Linked DNA regions of Homo sapiens: region 1 is linked to region 2. A link is a loop called in an ENCODE intact Hi-C map of the cell type or tissue named here. Cell type or tissue: A673. All regions are shown on one strand.

Region 1 (8,000 bases), 330 kb after region 2:
AAAAGCATCACTTGATTGGCTAAAAGGCATCAAAGAAGTGGTCACTCTGGGTGTCAGACTTCACCTGGAACTTGGTAAAGTTCCCCAGGCTTCAGGCTGTCCCTGGCTTGAAGGTGGGGTTTCAACAGGGACCCACCCTTTCCTGCCTAGAACCTGTCTGCCTCCTGCTGCCATCAACACGCTGTCCATGGCATTCAGGCTGTCCATGCCAAGGGGCACCCACAGGCCTGAGCCGAGCCACCCTCAGCCCCCTGGCCTCCCTCCCGTGCTCGTCAGTAACCAAAGTTTCAGTCTCAGAAGCAGTTTCCAGAGCAGACTGAGGCAGCTGGGGGTTGGTGTGTCAGCACCACCCCAAGCATGCACACACCCAGCCGGGTCATGCCAGCACCCAGGCTCAGCTATTGGGACGTGACCACAGCTTTGCTTTGCTGTGGAGTGGGGAGAGGCCAAGGAGTGGGAGCAGGCACTTCTGAGCCTGTGGGGGTAGGGGGCTTCTCGGGCCCCTGAGAGCACAGGGATGCCCGGATCTGGAGCCATGGCTTGGCAGCTGCCATGGTGGCTGGGCTGCATTTGCACCCAGGAGCACAGGCTCCACCCTGCCAACTCTTTGGGGCGTGGGGCTCCTGCTGGATCATCTGTTCCCAGCCCACAGGCTCCATGGAGTCTGGCCATGCCTCCCCTGCAGCAGCTGGATTCCTCCCAGCGGCTGCTCCGGAAGGGCTGCTGCTACCATCAATGAGTTTATAACTTAACAATTACACAAGTAGAAGAAAATGTAAAAGCCAACCTTTATATGCTTTTAGAGACAAAATTTGCTTCCTAAAGGAATGAATCAAATCCAAAGATTCTCATAATTCTGTACTCTTAGTAGACACTGTTGTCATCTTGTCATCAAGGAGATGATGCTGAACAAAGTGGTGAAGATCATCACATAAAGTTCTCCTGAAGATGAATGGTTGCATCTACCTTACAGTTGTCCATAACTGATATGAAATCAGTTTTAAAATCTCATGTTAGAGGTCAGTGCAATTAATAGTATTGTTCCTCCAATAAGGGGAGAAAGGCATATTTTAAATTTAATTATATCACTCAGTGAATATGAGGCTATGTTACTTATTAAAAATAGTAAAATATTCTAAAGTGAAGAATGAGGGAAATGCATGTCAAAATCCAGCATAAAAAGTAGTTGCTTTCTGGAATTTAGAACAGCAGCTCATAGAGGATGCATAAGTATTTTTCCTAAGCTGTATAAAGAGAAAGTACAAATGACAAATATTCTTAGTAACAAATGGCCTAAATTGAAATAAGTAATCCCCTGGCCCTTAAGTAAGAAATTGGAAGCATCTATTGGTATATATCTGTGCTTAAGATAAATTGATAAAAATAATAATAAATGCTGTGACAGGTAATGAAATGAGTACTCAATCATTTTACTTAGCACAATATTAAAATGCTTCTGTTCTGACAGAGGCATGTACCCATCAGGATTATTGATCCTTGTAAAATGTTTTAGGTAGTAAATATATATGTGCATATCTATACATAAGAATTTTGACAAGCTATAAAAAATTAGAGTAGAAATTCTGCCTCATCTCATTTATTTAGATCAATTAATAACTAAAGATCTCATTTGCTCTATTAAGAAAGTGTGAGCTATTAAGAAAGTGTGGGCTGGGCGAGGTGGCTCACAGCTGTAATCCCAGCACTTTGGGAGGCCAAGGTGAGCAGATCACTTGAGGCCAGGAGTTTGAGACCACCCTGGTCAACATGTCAAAACATCGTCTCTACTAAAAATACAAAAAGTATCTGGGCATGGTGGCACATGCCTGTAACTCCAGCTGTTCAGGAGGCTGAAGCATGAGAATCACTTGAACCAGGGAGGCAGAGGTTGCAGTGAGCCAAGATTGCAACACTGCTCTCAAGTCTGGATGATACAGCCAGACCTTGTGATAAAGAAAAAAAAGAAAGAAAGTGTGTTTCTGTTGTGGTTTCCTTTCACTCCAAATATTTCCACAGCTTTGCCCATCCACAGGTGGTCTATCACAAACTTAATTCTCATTGTCATGCTTATTAACTGTTGAAACTTGATGTTAGAAGTTACTAGAGACTCTGTTCCATTTATGAGCAATGCCCCTGCCATTCCAGATCTCTGACTAGGGTTGCAGAGGTGCTCCCACCTGCCCGCCAGGACTACAACTGTTTGACACTGCCGTGTTCTGGATTTTGTTTCTCTAAGATCAACACTTGACCTCTGAGCTAGGAGGAGTCCTTCATAACAATAATATTAATATACTCCAACTTGAAACATTCCCATCAGATTGTGGTTGATATGTTACCCTCTTAAGCTCTCAATCTTCCTATTTATGTCACCTACCAATTCTCATTCTTATTTCACTCAGTAAGCTTTTGTATTATAAACATAATGTCTTCCCCTAAGCATGTCATTATTCTTGGTAATATCAGCCTCTATGTGACTGTCTCATTCAACACCTGACCTTTGATTTTCTTTACTTTCTCATTGCAGATGGCATTTTCTTGTGCTCTGTCTCACAATCACTCCCCTGGTTGTTAGCTTCTGGAACTTGTGATTATCAGAAGCTACACAGTAACTTAATTTTCCAAAACTGACATCACACTTTCTGATCAGTTTTTAACATTCATCCTGATTTCTGGTCCATGAAATTCAAACTCCTTATCCTGCTCTACAAAGTCTCATCTGATCAAAGGTTATATCTGCTCTTTCTATGCTAAGGTTAAATCCACACCTTCCACTTTCCCCATTGGAACCCATGCTGTCTCATCTAATCAAGGACTTTTTCCCACTTAACCACTCTGTCTTATATCAGTGTTCTCCATCTACATAATCATTTCCATTAACATGTTGTCGTATTTCCATCTGAAAAAGCAAAATCAAAAACAACAAAAAACTTCCTTGATCCCACATTTCCTTTGTTCCTCTTGAAAGCAAAACTCTTCAAAAGATGTCTGTAATCATTGACTCTACCTCCTCTTCTCCCCCCATTCCTTTTGATCCTTTTCCAATTAAGCTCTTGTTTGCACTGCTCTAAGGAAACTTCTCTTGGCAAATTTCCTAATGTAGAAAAAGAGTTTTATAACTTCTGCAATACTAATTCATCCTTGACTAAAAATTGGACTTGAAGCCACAGACAAGAGACTTCAATTAACATTTATCAGAAACCTCGAATAGAATTTGAAGGATCTTAACCGAGACGCTTGGAGAAGACAGTGCTGTTACTTAGCCTATATAACGGGTATGATTACATAAGAAAAAATGTTTTCAAGTCATCACATACATGTATTTTTCATAAAATTTAATTTAAATTTATATTTTCTCTGCCTAATTTCATAGAGTTGTGTCTAAGTGTATTTGCTAAGAACTCTCAAGTAATGCTAAAAGGGTTACTTTATTGTTTCCAAAGACTGTGAATGTAAACTTTAAAACTGCTAAGGTTTGTAGAGGTTTGTGACAGGAAATGACTTTTGTTAAAATATGTCCTATAAAAATAATTTAACTCATTTAGAGTGTAAATATGTTTGTTACAGGAAGTTATAATAGTTAATTAGCAATCTACACCACTGACTTTCTCTAATCTTATTCATAGTTAAGTGGCTTGACTTTGCTTATGAGTCAGCAAACATTTGATACCCTTTTTTTTCACTTTCTCCCTGAGTCCATTCGTAATAAAACTCTTGATTCGAAAAAAGCAATACATAATGAGATTTGTTTTCCTATCACTGACTTCTACTTTCCCAAATCTAATGGATAATTCACACCTAACTTATGTGGCTTCTTAGCTAATCATTTCTACTTTCCCAAAGCCTTTCTTCATGTTCTTCTGATTTTCCAATGACTATATTGGCTGCTCCTTCTCACACTTCTTCATCAAAGCCTCTTCATCCTCCCCAACCTCCCCACTGGGATCATACCTAATTAGTCTTCTTTTCACTAACTTTTGTCAGTTCAGTCCTATCTATGCAATTCAAATTTAATAGCTCCAGGATTCACCTCTTCTCTGAACTCCTGAACCATGTTCCAATCACTGCTCAGCTTTTCCCTTTGGCATCTTAGGCGGAGTCTTGCTCTGTCACTCAGGCTGGACTGCAGTGGCGTGATCTCAGATCACTGCAACCTCCGCCTCCTAGGTTCAAGTGATTCTCATGCCTCAGCCTCCTGAATAGCTGGGATTACAGGCATGCGCCACCATGCCTAACTAAGTTTTTTGTATTTTTAAATAAAGATGGTGTTTCACCATGTTGGCCAGTCTGGTCTGCAACTCCTGACCTCAGGTGATCTGCCCACCTTGGCCTCCCAAAGTGCTGAGATTACAGGCGTGAGCTACTGCACCCGGCCCAAACCTCCCATTTTTCTAACCTAAACCCCTTCCTTCCTTCCTTCCTTCTTTCCTTCCCTCCTTCCTTCCTTCCTTCCTTCCTTCCTTCCTTCCTTCCTTCCTTCCTTCCTTCTTCCCTTCCCTTCCCTTCCTTCCCTTCCCTTACCTTCCCTTCCCTTCCCTTCCCTCCCTTCCCTTCCCTTTCCTTCCTTCCTTCCTTCCTTCCTTCCTTCCTTCCTTCCTTCCTTCCTTCCTTCCTTCCCTCCCTCCTTCCCTCCTTCCTTCCCTCCCTCCCTCCATCCTTCCTACCTTCCTTCCTTCCTTCCTTTCTCTCTCTCTCTCTCACTGTCTGTTTCTCAAGTATGTAATTTATCAGCTTGATATCAACTACTTTACCTCTCATACTCATTATTATTAACAATATACTACAAAATTATATTCCCTCTGCATCTAAAATCCATGCATCTAAAATCTGACCACTCATTTCACTCTTCATGCTATCACCATGGTCTTAACTGCCATCATTTCTTGGCTGGACCATGCGTTTACTTTCATTCCATTGTCAAGTATGACCTCAAGTGATCGTTTTAGAATATAGATTATTTCACTCTCTCATTTAAAACCATCCCATGGAATTTCAACATGTTGAAATTATAATAAAAATAATTGCTATGGCCTATAAGACTATTAGTGACTTGGCAATGGCTATCTCTTAAATTCCAGCCACACTAGCCTTTTTGTTGCCTCTCAAGAGAGACTGTTCTTACCTTATTTCATTTGCACACACTATATCTTCTATCCTGAAATCTCTTTTCATAGTCATTTAGATGGATAATTCTCTCAGTTTACTTCTCTTTAAACATTACCTCCTCAAAGTGGACTGTCCCAAACAATGTTTAGTTTTTCTTTATTTTGAGACAGGGTCTATGTCACTCAGGCTGAAGTTCAGTGGCATAATCACAGCTCACTGCAGCCCTGCCACAGGTATATACCACCACACCCAGTTAATTTTTTAAGATGTTTTATAGAGATGAAGTCTGTTGCCCAGGCTGGTCTTGAATTCCTGGGCTCAAGCAATCTACCTGCCTCAACCTCCCAAAGTGTTGGGATTACAGGCATGAGCCACTTTGCCCAGCCTCCAAACAATGTTTCTTAAGTAAAATCCTGTCGTTCTCTATCTTCGGAACCTGCTTTACTTCCTTAAATGCAATTCTTATTCTCTGATGTTACAATTCAATTTTAATATTGTTTATTTTATATTCATCTCTGTCACAATAACCTAAAGGACTTGTTCTTTTGGCTCACTGCTGTACTTACACTTAGAACAATGCCTGGCATTAAGTAAGAGCTTAATAAATACTTAATTGAATGCATGGCCTAGCCACTGTCAACTTCCATGCCTTCTTTCCTCTTGCACTAAGTTCTAGCCACATATGTCTCATTTTAATTCTCTTATGTTATTAGTCTTGTCATTTCAAACCCTTTGCTAATGTATTCACCTCTACCTGAAGCAATGTCCCTTTTTCCAAACTTTTTTTTTCTTTTTATGGTTGATTTAATATATTTCAAATATTTGGCTTAAAAATTACTCTGCATTACAGCCAGGCATGATTGCCAATATAACATCCATTGCTCTCACTATTCTTTTATGTTGTTTTGTTTCACACTATTGTTATTATTTGCTTTTTAAGTTGTTCAGTGTCTATATCCTCCATACTAAAATATCCTCTGTCATGATTTGAATGTCGCCTCCAAAACACATGTTGAAATTTAATCGACATTGTGATAGTATCAAGAAGAGGGACATTTAAGAGGTGATTCATGAGAATCATGAGAGCTCCATCTTAATGAATGGATTAATGCCATTATCTCCAGAGTGAGCTCCAGATAAAAGGATAAGTTTGGCCCGCATTTTCTTTCTCTGTCTCACCATGTGATACCTTGTGCCATGGGATAGCCCTTGCTAGATGCTGGTACCATGCTCATGAATCTCCCAGCCTGCAGAATGGTGAGCCAAATAACCTTCTGTTCTTTATAAATTACCCAGTCTTTGGTATTCAGTTATACCATCACAAAATGAACTGAGAAAACCTCTATATAAACAGTGATTATATCTGCATCACTCATCAATGTGAATAGCATTGTGAATATATACCCGGGCAGAAATTATGCACTAAATAAATGTCTATTGAAAAAACAAATATACAAAAGAGTGGTGGGGCCAAAGAGACTACTAACATCAATCACCTGTGATGTCAAGACAACTTATCCTCTAAACTCTAAGGTCTTTTTCTTTTTTCTTGTCTTTTTGAACTCAGTCTACCAGGCTCCAGTCTCTATTCTTCTTTCTTCAATTAATTTTAGTTTTTGTATTTTATTATACTTTCTTATTCTTCCTTATCACTGGGCTTGAACTCACCCCAAATTTAGGAAACAAAATTCAGAGTTTTGTCACATTCTGTACAGAAGAATGACATTGTGCAACATGGCCTTGGGCCTACCTCCTTTTCTAGGGCTCTGCATGTAAGAACAGAGACGAAGTAAAGAGATTCTATTACTAATTCTAGAATAATAAATGCCTTTTCCTATTTATGCACACATAAAAAGATGACTAAAGTGGTCCCTTAGAACAGTGTTCTTAAAGTATTTTTGAGGGATGTCCCACATTCTTTAATACATGTCATGTCACAGCCCAATTCGTACCCAAATATGCAATTGTTTATATGTGCACATGCAAACACAATTTGAAGAAGTTTTATGAAAATATTTTCTTACTACATGTCCATGTATTCTTATATTTTTACTTCTCTCTTTTTTCCTCATTTCCTTTCTAGGTTACTTAAAACATGTAATTAGGACTCACTAAATTAGGTTTATGACCCACCAATGGGCTCCCAACCTTCTCTACACTTACATTTGAAAACCATTGCTTTTGAAGATACAGGAGATCCATTCCTAGACTGCAAAGTACTCAGGTCTCTGTCACTATAGGAAGCAGCTGGCTGACTCTGATTTTAACACATACACACATATTTAGCTACGTAGACACAAACACAAATATTTCTCTTAATAATAGTCCTTGGAGGTAATCTTTAAAAAGGGAAGATGATGGTGATTCCAGCACAGAAGCTTGTGAAGGTGCTTTCCATATCATTTAAACAAGACCACCTTTATGCCAAAGGAGAATTTCACAGTAGCAGTAAGAATTTGGGGAATGGGCTGGGTGCAGTGGCTCATGCCTGTAATCCCAGCACTTTGGGAGGCCAAGGCGGGCGGATCACGAGGTCAGGAGTTTGAGATCACCCTGGCCAATATGGTGAAACCCCATCTCTACTAAAAATACAAAAATTAGCCAGAAGTGGTGGCACGTGCCTGTAGTCCCAGCTACATGGGAGGCTGAGGCAGGAGAATCAGAGAATCGCTTCATCCTTGAGGCAGAGGTTGCAGTGAGCCGAGATTGCGCCATTGCACTCCAGCCCGGGCGACAGAGCGAGACTCTGTCTCAAAAAAAAAAAAAAAAAAAAATAGAATTTGGGGAATGAGCCATGAGTTCTGCCAAGAAAGCTCTGGTGGAAGACACTCACTATTAAATTGTATAAGCTTAATTTACCCAAAACTACTATGAAGTAGGCCTATAAAATTCAGATA
Region 2 (8,000 bases):
ACACTGACAATTTTCATAGTCCCTAAGTACTCAATTTGTGTTCTGTTTATTACTGACCTGTCCATAAGACTTCTTATTTCTACCTCCTATCAGTTACACAGTTTTTTCCCTACAAATTTTTTCAATTGTAAATATGTAGCTATGTTTATAAGCAAATGAAAGCATCTAACTGTGCATATTAAAACAAAGTTAATCTCTCATATAGCTAAAGAAAAATTATGTTCCGGAAAAAGCACAAATATTAAATTGATCACATAAACAACTATAAATTTCCATGGTCCAATTTTTCAACTATCCATGTATTTAAGACTAACTAACATCAATGATTCATTTAAAACCAAAACACATGTCGTCATGATATCACAACATCACACTAAAATAATATATGATTTGTAACTCATAATAGCAGGGGCAGTCTTGTTCCCATTTCCAGGCTCCAGTGAAGTTTCCACTATTCCTCAATGAAATCCCAGGTTTATTTCTAGAGGCCCATGGGTATTTACACTTTTCCTTGTGTGTTGTTGAGTATACCAAAACAGAACTGCCAGCCATTAGCCCATGGCTTTTCTGCCTACGTGAAAACAGCAGGATTATAGTACAAAGGGCAGAGACCTAAGCCAAGATTATGTGCTAAGAAGAACGGTAAGAGCATAAGCCCGCTGAATTACTGGCACCTTATGATCCTGGAACTGAGAGCCCTGACAGGGTTTGATCCACTATTTTGGTTCTTTCTGCTCTACCTCTGCCCATCCCTCCTAATGCAGATAAAATTCATTCATTCTTTCACTTTCAAGTATTTGCAGTCACGCATCCCTTAACAATGAAGGTATGTTCTGAGTCATTAGGCAATTTTGTCATTGTGCGAACATCATATATTTAACTTATACCAACCTAGGTGGATCTCTTACTACACACCTAGGCTATATGCTATAGCCTACTGCTCCTCAGTACAAACCTGTACAGCACGTTACTGTACAAAATTCTGTAGGTAACTGTAACACAATGGCATTTGTGTATCCAAACATATCTAAACATAGAAAAGGTACAGTAAAAATGTAGTATAATAATCTTATGGGGCCAGGCACAATGGCTCACGCCTGTAATCCCAGCACTTTGGGAGGCTGAGGCAGGCAGATCACCTGAGGTCAGGAGTTCAGGACCAGCCTGGCCAACATGGTGAAACCCCCGTCTCTACTAAAAATACAAGCACTAGCCAGGCATGGTGGCACATGCCTATATTTCCAGCTACTCAGGAGGCTGAGACAGGAGAATCACTTGAACCCAGGAGGCAAAGGTTGCAGTGAGCTGAGATCACGCCACTGCACTCCAGCCTGGGTGACAGAGCAAGACTCTGTCTCAAAAAAATTAAAAATAAATCTTATGAGACTACCATAATACATGTGGTCCTTCTCAATGGAAACATCATTATGCAGTACATTAGTGTGTTAAGTATCTACTACGTATCACACATCATTTAAAAGGCTAAAAAAAATGATATACAAGGAAACAAATGTAAAGAGCCAGAACCTGTTCCCACTTCCACAAGTGACATATTTTTGTGAGTGACAGGAAGCCTTCCCTATCTTCTACTTCCACTCCCCTACCCCTACCACCACTATAGCTTCTTCATCTTTTAGAAAGTCTATTATCCCACCATTAGACACAGAGGGCATCTATTGCACAAACCTGTATTTAATCCCCTATATGTTAGGCCTGATGATGTAACCTAAAGGCCTATTTAATTTTATTTTATTTGAGACAGAGTTGTGCTCTGTTGTCCAGGCTAGAGTGCAGTAGCAAGATCTCGGCTCACTGCAACCTCCACCTCCTAGGTTCAAGTGATTCTCATGCCTCAGCCTCTCCAGTAGCTGGGACTACAGCCGTGCACCACCATGCCTGGCTAATTTTTGTAATTTTAGTAGAGACTAGATTTCACCATGTTGGCCAGGTTGGTCTCGAACTCCTGGCCTCAAGTGATCCACCCACCTCAGCTCTCCAAAGTGCTGGGATTACAGGCATGAGCCGTCACACCTGGCCTAAATACCTTTTCATGTTGTTGAGATTCTTACAGATATGTCATTATGTTTCAAAATACAAAGGATATAGAAAATAGAACACAATTTTCTAAATCATGGCTTTGAAATGGATCTTCACATTCCACACAGAGTAAGTGAAGGGTATTTGTTCACTCTTAATGGGTTGTAGCCACTCAAACTGCGTTACCACTACACTGATGATGATTTACCTGGCTTTGAGAATCTCAACTGTTGAGTAAGGGGGCTAAACTTTAATTTTTAGTAACGATTGCAGCCTGAAAACTGCTAGAACACTAGATTGAATAGTGTTCTCTTTTATTATTAAAAGGAGTTCCCTGACACTTTCATGTTGTGTAACAGAAACTGCATTTTAGGGATTGGGGGAAGTGGTTTCTAAATATGGCAGTAGGTTAAAGTCACCTGGACAGTTTTACAACACTAGTGTCATCCCTAGAGATAGTGACTGAATTGGTCTGGGGTGTGGCCTTGGCATCAGCATTTTTTAAAGCTTCTAGGTAACGTACAGCCAAGGTTGAGAATCACTGCCCTAGGGTCTCAGGTTTAACCTTACCAGTCATTCCAAAAATTCAGAATTACAGTTTCTTTTTCCTGAATTTTCAGAATCTTAGCGCTAACTTTCTAACTTCAAGCCTTGTGGCCCTATAATAGGGTGGCAAACTGCTGATGAAAATGAAAGCACAGAGAAAAAAAAAAGCTTTTGAACTCTGGGTATGAAATCTGTCAAGAAAGACATTTCTTGAGGTAATGTTGTTTTGAACTCCTGATATTTAAAATAGCCTCTTTCATGCCTTTGCTGCAACCCTCAATTATGGCCATTTTTTTTTTTTTTTGAGGAGGTGGGAAGAGGGAGGTAGGGAGAGACAGGGAGAGAGAGGGAGAGAGAGGGAGAGATAGGGAGAGAGAGGGAGAGAGAGGGGGAGAGAGGGGGAGAGAGGGGGAGAGAGGGGGAGAGAGGGGGAGAGAGGGGGAGGGGTGGAGAGAGAGAGAGAGAGAGACACCAAGACCCCTACCACCACCACAGACAGTTTAGGATTTTAAATGCTCAGGGCAGTTGGATTTAATTTGACGATTAGAAGTCAGCCTGTTTGTCAGTTATCAGTCAGGCAGTCATAATGACTCTGCACAGTTACAGGCACTGTTGGGAATTTGGAGGTAAAGAAAACAAAATCAGCAAAAGCATTTTGCCCCAGAGGCCGGGAGACTCCTGCAATAAGTGTAAGTGCAATAAGCTCATCCCGGGCATTCCAGCTTAATTCCCCTCTCCATTCAGTTTGTAACTATGATAAAGCTAATCCCTGCTAGCAAAATGATTAATGCCTACAATGGGTTTAAAGCTGATGCTCTAAACTAGTTTAAGATAATTTTTGCTTTTAAAATGTCACCTTCTGTGAGGTGTCTATGCTTCTTTTATGGTATGCAGCAGGGTTTGCCTGGTGTAATATTTACATGGTTGGCTTATGCCACTTACTAGAGTAGGTGGTTGCTGAGGACCAAATTCACGCCACACTTCTTTTTGTACCCACAGATGTAGCACACAGCATTGTACAAGGTAGGCTCTGGAAAAGAGTCATGGAATTGAATGTAATTTTGTTTTGTTTTTTTTTTAACTGAATAATAAAACCTCTTTGTAAGGAAGCTGGGTGAGTAGAGAGCAAAAGAAGGAGAGACAGATGGACATAACAAGCTTTACAAAAGGGCCTAAAAGCTTTTTTTCTCTTATCGATCCATAATTCACCAACAATCAATTCTAACTAGATTTTCCTGCTTCCACTGGAAGATGAACAAAATTTCTATTGTTGGAACTTCATACAGATACGTATGTATCTTGAAAAATGTCTATGCTATTAAGGGACCTCAGCAAATTTATCTTTAGTTATTAAAAATCTAATATTCTTTTTACCCAGAAGCAATATTAGAAAAGGTTGCAACTATGCTTTACTATCAAATATTGTAAAATTTGGAAACCGAAGATGGTTATTGCAGAGGTAATTTCATCTAAGTGCTCATGGCACTGAATTTCATCTCCATAGCACAAATAAATGACACATCTTAACTCTCGGCCACCTTTAACTACATTCCTGCTACACATTCCATCAGCACCTGGGCTCTGAAGCTTTCACCATTTCATGAATAATTCCAGACTAAGCTTGATCATCTTTTTCTCATGTCAGTAAAAAAGAAGAGAAAAAAAAGAGAGGGAAGAAAGGAAAACAAATACAAGAGATCAATTGCTAGATAGTATATTTTATAAGTCTCTAGTGTAGTATCTGAAATGTCTACATATAATTATGCGTATTAAAAGTGTTGAATACATTATCAGAAGAGTAGAAGGTAGATGTCAGAAGAAATATACCAGTGTAGATCATTATAAAATATTCTATGCAGACAAGCTGTTGAAAATAAAAACATTATAAAAGGAATACTATAGATATAAGGGGAGAGGCAAGCATTTCCTTTCACCTAAAACCAGAATATTTCATTATTCTGTAGCCAAGCGGTAGGGGCTGCTTTTTCTTCCACAAAGTAAAGCTTACTGAATGCTTTTTCTTCTATCATAGAAAATTGATTATACCACTGTTGTCAATATAATTAAATGAATAACCAAAGGTTATAATACTAGCATATAGAACCCTTTGCTTACTGTACTTTAGATATCAAAATAGAAAATACAGCTGCATAGTTCATATTCATTATCAGTTTCCTCTGAAAAAATGTACATAATTAGATTTTTACACAAAAGTTTTAAAACTCCAGTCACATCAGCAGGTTTTGACTACTAATGGAAAATGGAATTGATGCAATTATGTGAAACAGTGGCAGGAAGCATGGCTTTTAAAAGAATCAGCTTAAAGAAAAAAAATTCCAGTTGCATGTGCATTAAAGCTGTCAAAACTCTAAGCTAAAGATCCGCTCTCTGTGCCAGCTAAACCCCTGCCCGACTCCGGAAAGTAACTTTCTGAAGCCATGCCAAGCCCTCTGCTTGAAAATAACATCTTAATTGGTTTCTTCTAATAAAATTCAAAATGCTCTTTTGGTGATGATAATACACTCATTGTTTTATTCCTGCTTAATGTTCTGGTCTCTTGGAATGTTTTGAGCATTACTGTTCAGGAGAAAGGAAAAAGCCCTTGAGCCTGAATTTATGGAGCGACAATCTGGCTGGATGGACCAACAAAGTTGGAGGCTTTTGATGCCAGAAAGATTGTTTTTATAAACAATCTATAAGGGTGGTTCTATTTAATGTCAGATTCCTATATAATGGCAATGAGACTCCAATCTCTTCCTATTAACTGCATCATTAGTATGTAATAATGTTTAGTTGTGAATACAGAACTAGACTGTTTAGAGAATACTTAGGGCTCTGACTGGCAACTGACACAAATTAAATTATTCGATAATTCTTTTCAAATCAAGGGGTAATTTAAGTCATAAGGTTTTTCTTCTGCTTGAGTTATGATAACTAGCGTACATCTATCTACAAGGGCAGACATGTTATTTAAAAGGCTCCAACGTATCCACCATACCATATCTAAACTTCTGCATGCCTTATCATCCTGTTAAGTTTCTTTATTAAAAGTTGTTCAATTCAGGCTGTTGAATAGTTTGTTTACACATGGACTCTAATTATGTAACGAAATTCAATAGAAAAATATCATTTGTATAATATTTATACAAGCCAATTTTATAACCACTTTGCTACTACTCACTAATTCCATTAAACAAGAGATCCCTGTCTTAAGAATTATAGTTGCATTGGAATTGTCTTTTCACATGTAATAGTCTGTATCATTTAAAATAAACTGTGATCACATATATTATTTCTACTTGACTCAATTACAAGGAAGGTCAAGCAAGAATACTAGGACGTTCAACTCCCCTTACTCTCAGTTTCTAATTTTGTTACTGCTGTCTTAAAATCTTCAGACCCGTTGTGTTCACTATCAAATTTCAGCGATGAATGAAGTGCCAGCTTGGTGTACTTCACACAGTTTGTACAAAGTTATGTCTATTTACAAAAGAGAAAAGGTCTTTTCTAATTTAACTTTTGTGAAATGAGGATTTTGGAAAACTGAAGCACATAATTAAAGACTACATTTCATATGCTATAATTGAGATTCTGCTCGCTCTTTGGCAACTGACGCTAACTATAGTAACACTAGCAACTTGGGTTGCAAGACTTCGCTGGCTGGAAAAAAAGAAAAGCAGGCGTAGAGAGCAAATTTAGGTACTTATCTTATTGATGCTTTACATATTATGTGCCCCATTGACTCCCTTTACATCCCCGTTATCTGTGCTAGGGATGGATTACTTCCTTTTTGCGGGTTGCTATTCAACAACTCATTTTGTTCTCACTATCACCAGCTGTCAGAAAAATGGGAGGGAGACAGGGCTCAAATTCACAAGTCACCAGAGTTTCTTGTCCTGGTCCTCAGCTTGCTTGCACTAAAAGCTGTCACTATATAAGTGTTACAATAATGTTTTAAGTAATAAAGTGTTCACCAAACTAATGATCCAATTATATAATTACAAATCTGTGGTTATTCATAAATTTAAAATAAGAAAACATATAAATAATGCATTTAAAATGATACCAGGAATACAACAGCTTTTTTCTGACTGAACAGTTTTTGTTATATGAATATACAAGAGAGTATACACTTAGGAAAGACTAAAACGGTATTCAAATATAATGTAATTTTACTCATAGACGATGTGAGTGTGTGTATGTGTGTGTGTGAGAGAGTTCTGCATTTATTTTTACTCAGATATATATCCTCTCTCCATAATTAATTCTATCTGTAGAAAGTCAAAATCTATAAGGAAATAAGTTTTTCCTAAAATAATTTAGAAGTTGCTTCTTCAGAGCTATTAATTCTACATAGAGTTAAGGTTTTCTTTCTGCTGGATCAACATTCTGTCTCCCTTCTCTGAGGAACAGAAATCTTCTGTAAAATTACATTGCTGTAACTCCCTGAGTTTATCTATTCCATATAGACTAGAGACTTTACATTAGCCATTATATTACAAATAAGGTTAAATATAAGAGCAATCTTGTATTCAAAATTCAAAGTCTGGTACCTGATCATTTTTATCAGAAAATAGTTGTACTAAGGTAGTAATTTAGAAATTAATTAGGTAGAATGTTTTATACTTTTATTATCAAGAATCTTAAATGCTAGCAAGCGTTAAAGTTGAGTAAGGCAAGAATATTTAGCATTTTCAGTGGCATCAGTTCAAACCAGAACATAAGATTACTTTAATGGATTTTTCACTCTAAGGCAATACATAAATGAGCAGAGTGGAATATTCTAGGGATTGACTAAGGGGAATATGGAATCCTGATGTACATAGCACATCAAACGAGCTCTTGATTACAAGAGCAGTAACTTGGGGAAGGAAAGACAAGACTAGTATGTTCATTAATTTGCATGAATTAGAGATAAATGAAAATATAAATTATTCTTATTTATGTATTGCCTCAATCTTCGCAAAGAGAATTGAGAGGCACTTAAAATATGGTGTTGAACAGATTTAAAGCCTGATATATAATGATCCTCAAATTACTGCTGAAAATCAGCAGTTAATTAAAAATGTAAGGTATGTTAAAGCTACAGTGTTGTACATACTTGGAGAAGAAATATCATGAAGCAAGTTGTTAATACTCATATTAATAGCCTTGCATTTCTGCAGATTTTGTAACATACATTTGCAGGGTATCTCTGATTCTATACAAGCACTGCTCATAATTAATTTTTCTCTTCTTATACCATTTTGTCTTCTAGTCTTGTCAATGCCACCATTAAGCTGTAGAACCTTAACCAAGAGCTTTAGCCTCCATGCCAATTTACTTCATAGGCATTCTATAATAAATTAAATAATAAGGGAATTATTTGAAAAGTAAAAAGCATTTTACAGAAGTAACATATCCCTATTGAGAGCTTA

The links. A loop is a pair of places that touch in the nucleus more often than their neighbours do. Peaks named below come from ENCODE experiments on the same cell type or tissue, not always from the same donor. Only the 100,000 strongest peaks of a DNase experiment are listed, where the experiment ranks them.
Region 1: a loop joins it to region 2, with 3 times the contacts of the local background. A loop is called at or near these places in 2 of 110 quality-filtered maps.

The regions. Positions count from the first base shown.
Region 1 is chr7:81,233,126-81,241,125 of GRCh38, forward strand. No RefSeq gene overlaps it. Among named protein-coding and RNA genes, the nearest start is that of SEMA3C, 320 kb to the left of the region's middle. In A673, no CTCF peak of the experiment used is centred here; DNase peaks (open chromatin) are centred at 3,136, 3,586, 4,016, 4,666 and 2 weaker places; H3K4me3 peaks cover 377 bases; H3K27ac peaks cover 1,777 bases.
Region 2 is chr7:80,902,304-80,910,303 of GRCh38, forward strand. All of the region lies in intron 2 of SEMA3C (semaphorin 3C), which reads right to left. Among named protein-coding and RNA genes, the nearest start is that of SEMA3C, 13 kb to the right of the region's middle. In A673, no CTCF peak of the experiment used is centred here; a DNase peak (open chromatin) is centred at 4,968; H3K27ac peaks cover 418 bases; H3K27me3 peaks cover 980 bases.